Linked DNA regions of Homo sapiens: region 2 is linked to region 1. The links are chromatin contacts, found by Hi-C or POLR2A ChIA-PET in ENCODE. All regions are on one chromosome and are shown on one strand. Each heading gives the region's core, a stretch centred on a gene start or an enhancer-like site at or near the end of the contact. The rest is flanking DNA. Distances are from core to core; before and after follow the strand shown. Region 1 has its middle 230 kb from the start of NFIA-AS1. Region 2 has its middle 130 kb from the start of TM2D1.

Region 1 (3,601 bases), core at 512-3,011:
GGGCCAGCTCAGTCAGCCAAATTAGGGTACAAGATAAGAAAGTAACCCAGGGGGTTGGTGGGGAAGTAGGGATGGTTAATAGGTACCGAAAAAATGAAAGAATGAATAAGACCTAGTATTTGATAGCACAATGGGGGGCTAAAGTCAGTAATAATTTAACTGGACATTTAAAAGTAATTAAAACAAGACAGTTGGATTGTTTGTAACACAAAGGATAAATGCTTGAGGAGATGGATACCCCATTCTCCATGATGTGATTATTACACGTTGCATGCCTGTATCAAAACATCTCAGGTACCCCAGGAATATGTACACCTACTATGTACCCACAAAAATGAACATTTTTAAAAATCTGTATTATTCTTTCCAGAAAGTGTGTTGGTATTTTTCAGTGTATACATAGCATAGGCATACACATTTGAGACTTATTTAGAAAATAGGATAGGCATGCACATTATATAGATTATTTGTAAAATACAGTGTGATACTGAAGCAGTCCTCACGGGGTTAACAAGCATTTTGGACAGGAATAGAATTATAATGAAGCATGAATCAGGCTGTGCTTTGGCTCAGTTCCTTGTAATGGAAAGTCGTGTAGCACTAGACACCGACCATTTGCATCCTCATTGTTCTTATAGGTAGGCTCTCCAATGTTATAATCATAAAGCTTTTAAGAATTGCTTAGGTTGTTTTTCAGATTCTGAATTCCAGCAGAACAGCTGAGGACAACCAGTCTGAAAACCCCCACGGTGGAACCAAATCAGCATGAGAATGCAATTTCTTCAACTCCCTGTCCCATGACTTCACCCTGCACCGTTTGACCAGTCGACGATCTCCACACTTCAGCCCACTCCAAAACCTTTAAAATCCCTAGCCCCAAACTCCTTGGAATGATACATGTGAGGTTTCCTCCCATCTCCTTGTTCAGCAGCCCCAGGATGAAACCTCTTTCTCTGCTGCAACCCAGTGTCTCAGCATATTGACTTGCTGCACATGGGGCGATGAACCTATTACAGTTACAATATCTTGGTCAATTTCCTCCCGGTCTTTTTTTCCCCTATGCTGAGGTTGTCTTCATGCTATAGTCTGCAGCGTATTCTCTGTACAATTATTTGGCACCCACCTTTCTTTCATTTTAGGAAACATTATAACCATTCCTCCTCCAGCTATATTCAGGCTATTTAAAAGCAGCATGTAGCTCACTGATCTTCCTGATTCTCCTTTCAGGTTAGGACCTCAGTTTCTGGTAGAGCCTTGGCCTCTATGAGGATCAAGACCAGTCAGTCAACAAGCACCCCCTGGACTATAAACCTTGTGCCCACCACACTCTTCCTCCCCCGACCTTCTACTCACTGCCCCACCTGCAGATGCATATTATGGTGAATTACTTTGATTTTTTATTTGCCAGGTGTGGCAATTGAGGGATTCCAAGGAATTGGCAAAGAAGTGAAATGCCATTCAGAAAGCAAGGTGAGTCAGGAACAGCTCTTGCAGCAAGCACCTGGCATGCACACGAGCTTTGAATATAGTGATGTTCCTTTCATCTGCTGGGTGGTTTCTCCCCTCTCAAAGGAGAGACTCTGAATGACCTTTCACAGACCCAGGGAGAGGTGGCTGGAGGAATTTGAAAGCAGATTTATGGACTCAAGACACAGAGATTCCCTGACTTGCTTGAGCAAAGTAGATGCAGCTTTGATGACAAAAGAGGAAGGAATTTGGATCCTATTTTAGGGTGTGGGTTGTTCCCATCATAGCCCCACGGGCACACAGTGCCAGGGTGGAGGTGGTAGGACGTGGAGGGACTTTCCTAACCAATCCTTCAACCACACTATACTTCCTGAGAACCACATGTCAGACCCTGAAAGGAGGAGAATGGTCTTGGACCCAAGAACACCAACCTGCTCTTCTCTGGAGGCTCTCTGTTCTCAATGTCCACTCCTGCCTCTGTAGCTTCGAGGTGGCTCCTTGGAAGCCCATCTCTCCCTTTTCCAGTACATTCTGTCCTCCTTTCCAGGCTCACTTGCTTTTCCAGCATGTCTGTTACCTGACTAAATCCGTGCTTGGCTTCCTGCTGCTTGACAAAATCACCAGGAGTTCAATAATCATGTTGATGGAGTTGTTTTTTTTTTTATTTCATTTGTTTTTCTTGGCCTCCAAAACAAGGATCCAGAAACAGTCCCTGCTTTAAGTCTAGAAAGACAGTATACAAAAAGAAAATTCATAGGGAGAGTGCAACCATAGAGGAAAGCACAGAGTGCCACAGGAATTCAAGATCCCCTGAAGACAGTTTTTAAACCCAACCAGTGGGCCAGATTCCCAAGCTTACATATATATATATTTTTTTTCCTTGCACTTCAGATGTTTAACAACAAACTCACTGCTTGACTTCAATGTCTCACATGCATCTGTGGCTTAAAATGTCTAAAGTTCAGCTCTTAATCTCCCACACACACTATCCCACACACAGGCAGTAACACTCAAGCCCTTGTCACTTGTCCTGGCTCTGCAACTCCCAACCCCTGGGGTGGCTGCTCCAAAATCCGCATCGGGTGCTTCTACTATGTTCTCAGTTTCTACTCTTTCTAGAACCTCACGATTTCTCTTCCTTGCAAGCTCAGCCACACAATTAAGTTTTACAAATTGTATTAAAAGTAATGGCAAAAACCGCAATTACTTTTGCACCAACCTAATACATTGTTCAGAATGTCTAATTATAAAAAGCATGTGAATTTCAGGGTAGCCTAGTCTGCCTTAAATGCCTTTATTATATTAATATTTTAAAAGTGTGAAATATAACACATATATAGATAGGTGCACACAATAAAATTCTAAAGCCAATGATTTATCACATGCAAACATTCTCCTTTATCCTGTCAATATGGTGAATTACTTTGATTTTTGAGTGCTAAATTACATTTGTATTATGGGAATAAAACCATCCTAGTTGTGTTGTATGCCCATTTACTATAAAGCTGGATATCTTTCTTTTCCTTTTTTTTTTTTTGAGAAGAGTCTTGCTCTGTTGCCCAGGCTGGAGTGCAATGGCACGCACTGCAACCTCTGCCTCCCAGACTCAAGCAATTCTCTTGCCTCAGCCTCCCAAGGAGCTAGAACTACAGGTGCCCACTACCACACCCAGGTAATTTTTTTGTATTTTAGTAGAAATGAGGTTTCACTATCTTGCCCAGGGTGTTCACAAACTCCTGAGCTCAGGCAATCCACCAGCCTCAGCCTCCCAAAGTGCTAGGATTACAGGTGTGAGCCACAGCACCTGACCAAGCTGGATTTCGTGTTAACATTTTGCTTAGGAGTTTTGCATCTATGTTCGTGCATGAGATTAGCCTATAATTTTTCTTTCCTGTAATGTCCTTTTCAGGTTTTGGTATCCAGGTAAAATAGAGAGGTTTTTCTTTCTTATTCTCTATAGAGTTATGAACTATTAGCATTGTTTCTTTCTTTAGTGTTTGGTCATTGTCACTGTTGAAGATATTAGGACCTAGAGTTTTCTAGGTGGAAAAGTTTTTGATTTTTTTTTTCATGGTAATAGGATGGTTCAGACTTTTAATTTAATCTAGTGTCAGGCTTCTAAAAAAATTGTCCA
Region 2 (3,601 bases), core at 678-3,177, 110 kb before region 1:
AAATAAAGCATATTGAAGGCCCTCTCTTACGGTGTATGTATATATATATATTTTTTTTTTTTTCTTTTTTTTTTTCAAGAGAGGGTCTCGCTCTATCACCCAGGCTGGAGTGAAGTGGTGCAATCTTGGCTCATTGCAACCTCCGTCTCCCAGGTTCAAGCGATTCTCGTGCCTCAGCCTCCCAAGTAGCTGGGATTACAGGCGCACACCACCACACCCAGCTAATTGTTGTATTTTTAGGAGAGTTGGGGTTTTGCCATGTTGGCCAGGCTGGTCTCGAACTCCTGACCTCAGGTGATCCACCTGCCTCGGCCTCTCAAAGTGCTGAAATTACAGGCGTGAGCCACCATTCCCAGCCTCTTATGGTATATATTTAAGGTGTAAAACATGATGTTTTGATATACATATACATAGTGAAATGATTGCTAGCAAATTAATATATCCATCTCCTCACAGTTACCTTTTTTGGGGGAATGGGGACGGTGAGAACATCTAAAATCTACTCTCTTAGCAAATTTCCAGTATGCAATACAGTATTGTTGTGATTAATTTTTTGAAACGGGGTCTCACTCTCATCCAGGCTGGAGCACAGTGGCACGATCATGGCTCACTGCAACCTTGACTTCAGCTCAAGCGATCCTCCCGCCTCAGCCTCCTGAGTAGCTGGGACTACAGGTGCGTGCCAACATGCCTGGCTAATTTTGTTTTTTGTTTTGTTTCGTTGGTAGAGGCGGAGTTTTGCCATGTTGGTCAGGCTGGTCTGGAACTCAAGCGATCCTTCCACATTGGCCACAATACAGTATTCTTAACTAAAGTTCTCATGCTGTGCATTAGCTCTCTAGACTAATCCTACATAGCTACAACTTTGTACCCTTTGACCTATGTCTCCCTATTTCCTCCTCCTCTCCACCCCAGTAACCACCATTCCATTCTCCGTTTCTATGTATTTGACATTTTTAGATTCCACATATAAGTAAGATCATGCCACAGTTTTCTTTCTGTGTCTGGCTTATTTCACTAATGTCCTTCAGGTTCAGTCATGTTGTTGCAAATGGCAGGGTCTTGGAAGGGACTCTCTTGTCCTAAACTTACCCAAAACTTCCAGATAACCCAGGGATAGGATGACTCCTTTTGGGTTTGAGAATGTCTCTGGAACATGCTGCTTAAAACACAAGAATGGCCTTAAAGGTAAAGCTGGAAAATTGGACACATGTATTTAGCTCTCTTTCTTCCTGAAACCCACTAACACAAAAACAAAGAAAGTGGAAACAAAGAAAGCAGCAAAATGTTGAAAGTTAAAATGCTGTGGAAGACTGGCGACCGGCCTGCCAGACCCCATCAAACTGCACACGGAGCCTGCAGTGGGAAACGCCAAAAGCAACTCGGTTCACATTCAGAGCAGTGAAACAGCGCAGGACTGGTGGCATCTGGTACCTCTGGAGGTGAGAGTGAAGATGGGGCTGAAAAAGGAGGGTGGGTGGAAAGGGTTTTAGAAGCAGTTAGATCTCTCCCCGTGCCCTATCCCCTCATGCCACGCAGTCACATGGCTCCTTCTCCACTGCCGTAAATGGTAGGAGAGATTTATTTTCTAGAGACAGTAACCAGGGGATTTCTGAACTAGAGAAGCCAGAGAGTGCGGAGGTCTGGGAGGATGCTGTACTGAAAACAGAGGGATTAAAGACTACAGAGGAGCAGACTGAATATTTGGGTTCCAGCCTTCTTCTCACACTTGGCTCCCGGAACACAGCAGCCAGGCACACACATTCTTCAAATAGGGGATTGAAGAGTCTTCTCTGGGCATCTGACCAACTCAAGAGGAGAAGCCTAAAGTGAGGGTTCCCTAGAAAACAGTCAAGTCATGTCACTCCCAGTGCCAGGAAGAAAGCTATGTGAAAACGAAGGCAGAGATCAGGGCGATGTGTCTACGAGTCAAGGAACAGCAAAGATTGCCAGCGAACCACAGGAGCAGGGAGAGGCGTGGAACAGAGCCTCCCTCACAGCCCGCAGAAGGAATCAACCCTGCCTCTGGAACTGTGAGACAACACATTGCTCTTGTCTAAGCCACCCAGTCTGTGGTACTTTCTTTTTTTCTTTTTTTTTTACTCGTCGTATTTTTATTTTTTTTAACTTTTATTTTGAGTTCGGGGATACACGTGCAGGTTTGTTACATAGGTAAACACCGGTAACAGGGGTTTGTTGTACATATTATTTTATCACCCAGGTATTAAGCCCGGTATCCAATAGTTATCCTTTCTGCTCCTCTCCCTTCTCTCACCCTCCCTGCTCAAGTAGACCCCAGCGTCTTTGTTTCCTTCTTTGTGTTTATAAATTCTTATCTTTCAGCCCCCACTTACAAGTAAGAGCATGTAGTATTTGGTTTTCTGTTCCTGCATTAGTTTTCTAAGGATAATAGCCTCTAGCTTCATCCATGTTCCTTCAAAAGACATGATCTTGTTCTTTTTTTATGGCTGTATAATATTCCATGGTGTATATGTACCATGTTTTCTTCATCCAGTCTCACTGATAGGCATTTAGATTGATTCTATGCCTTTACTATTGTGAATAGTGCTGCAATGAACATTCGTGTGCATGTGTTGTTATGGTAGAATGATTTACAGTCCTCTGGGTACCTACCCAGTAGTGGGATTGCTGAGTCAAATGGTAGTTCTGTTTTTAGCTCTTTGAGGAATTGCCACACTGTTTTCCACAATGGTTGAACTAATCTACACTCCCACAAATAGTGTATAAGCGTTCCCTTTTCTCCACAACCTTGCCAACACCTGTTATTTTTTGACTTTTTAATAGTAGCCATTCTGGCTGGTGTGAGATGGTATTTCATTATGGTTTTGACTTGCATTTCTCTAATGATCAGTGATATTGAGCTTTTTTTTCATATGCTTGTTGGCCACATGTATGTCTTGTTTTGAGAAGTATCTGTTCATGTCCTTTGCCCACTTTTTAATGGGGTTGTTTTCTTCTTGTAAATTTGTTTAAGTTCCTTATAGATGCTGGATATTAGACCTTTGTGTGGTATCTTCTTACAGCAGGCCTAGCAAACAAATACACATGGTATGTGGGAGCTCATTTCCACATGCTCCATGAAGGAAAGACCTGTGTCTCTGAATCTTCCTCTGAAGGAAGGAGGAAAGGAAAGCAGAAAAGAAAAAAGGGAGGGAAGGAAGAAAAAGGGTGGGTCACAATGCGCCTGCACCTGCCTTGACCCCAGCTGGAAAATCTGCCTGTGAGCAAGGGGGCTTATACTTCTGTATTTAATCCTTATATAACCAGAACATGTTTGTGTATAACATTGGTAGTTGAAAAATAAATACAAACATATATACATATCAAAGAAAAGCAGAAAAGAAAATTCTTCTTCTTTCTCCAAGTCTCCAAATGGGAGAGTAACTGCTTGGTAATGTTGAGGTTAATAAAAAGAATACTGAAGTCAATAAAGGATGAAAAATGTTTCATTTTAATTTGTTTACTCCAACTTTTTCCTCCTGACCAAATAAGATAACTGCTTTGGGGCGGGCCGGCTCTTGTCTTACTTCTTCCTAGGAATTCACAGAGCCAGAGAGACACTGATGGAGGATGTCCTTTC

What was found. A loop is a pair of places that touch in the nucleus more often than their neighbours do. ChIA-PET counts read pairs that join two places held with the same protein, here RNA polymerase II (POLR2A). Pooled maps may share reads with other maps.
Region 2: a map of heart left ventricle shows a loop between it and region 1 (2.3-fold over the local background). The contact joins two enhancer-like sites. A Hi-C loop is called at or near these places in 12 of 168 maps with a recorded cell type or tissue (MCF 10A, PC-3, Right ventricle myocardium superior and 7 more), 2 of 37 single-sample maps with no recorded cell type and 4 of 50 pooled maps. POLR2A ChIA-PET finds 5 or more read pairs at or near these places in 1 of 52 experiments (MCF 10A).

The regions. Positions count from the first base shown.
Region 1 is chr1:61,479,536-61,483,136 of GRCh38, reverse strand. No RefSeq gene overlaps it. Among named protein-coding and RNA genes, the nearest start is that of NFIA-AS1, 230 kb to the right of the region's middle. RefSeq lists an enhancer at 837-2,036. Within about 2 kb of position 1,761, at least 3 of the 41 ENCODE cell types and tissues checked have a DNase peak (open chromatin) inside an H3K27ac peak, as active enhancers do.
Region 2 is chr1:61,589,860-61,593,460 of GRCh38, reverse strand. No RefSeq gene overlaps it. Among named protein-coding and RNA genes, the nearest start is that of TM2D1, 130 kb to the left of the region's middle. RefSeq lists an enhancer at 3,225-3,601. Within about 2 kb of position 1,927, at least 2 of the 41 ENCODE cell types and tissues checked have a DNase peak (open chromatin) inside an H3K27ac peak, as active enhancers do.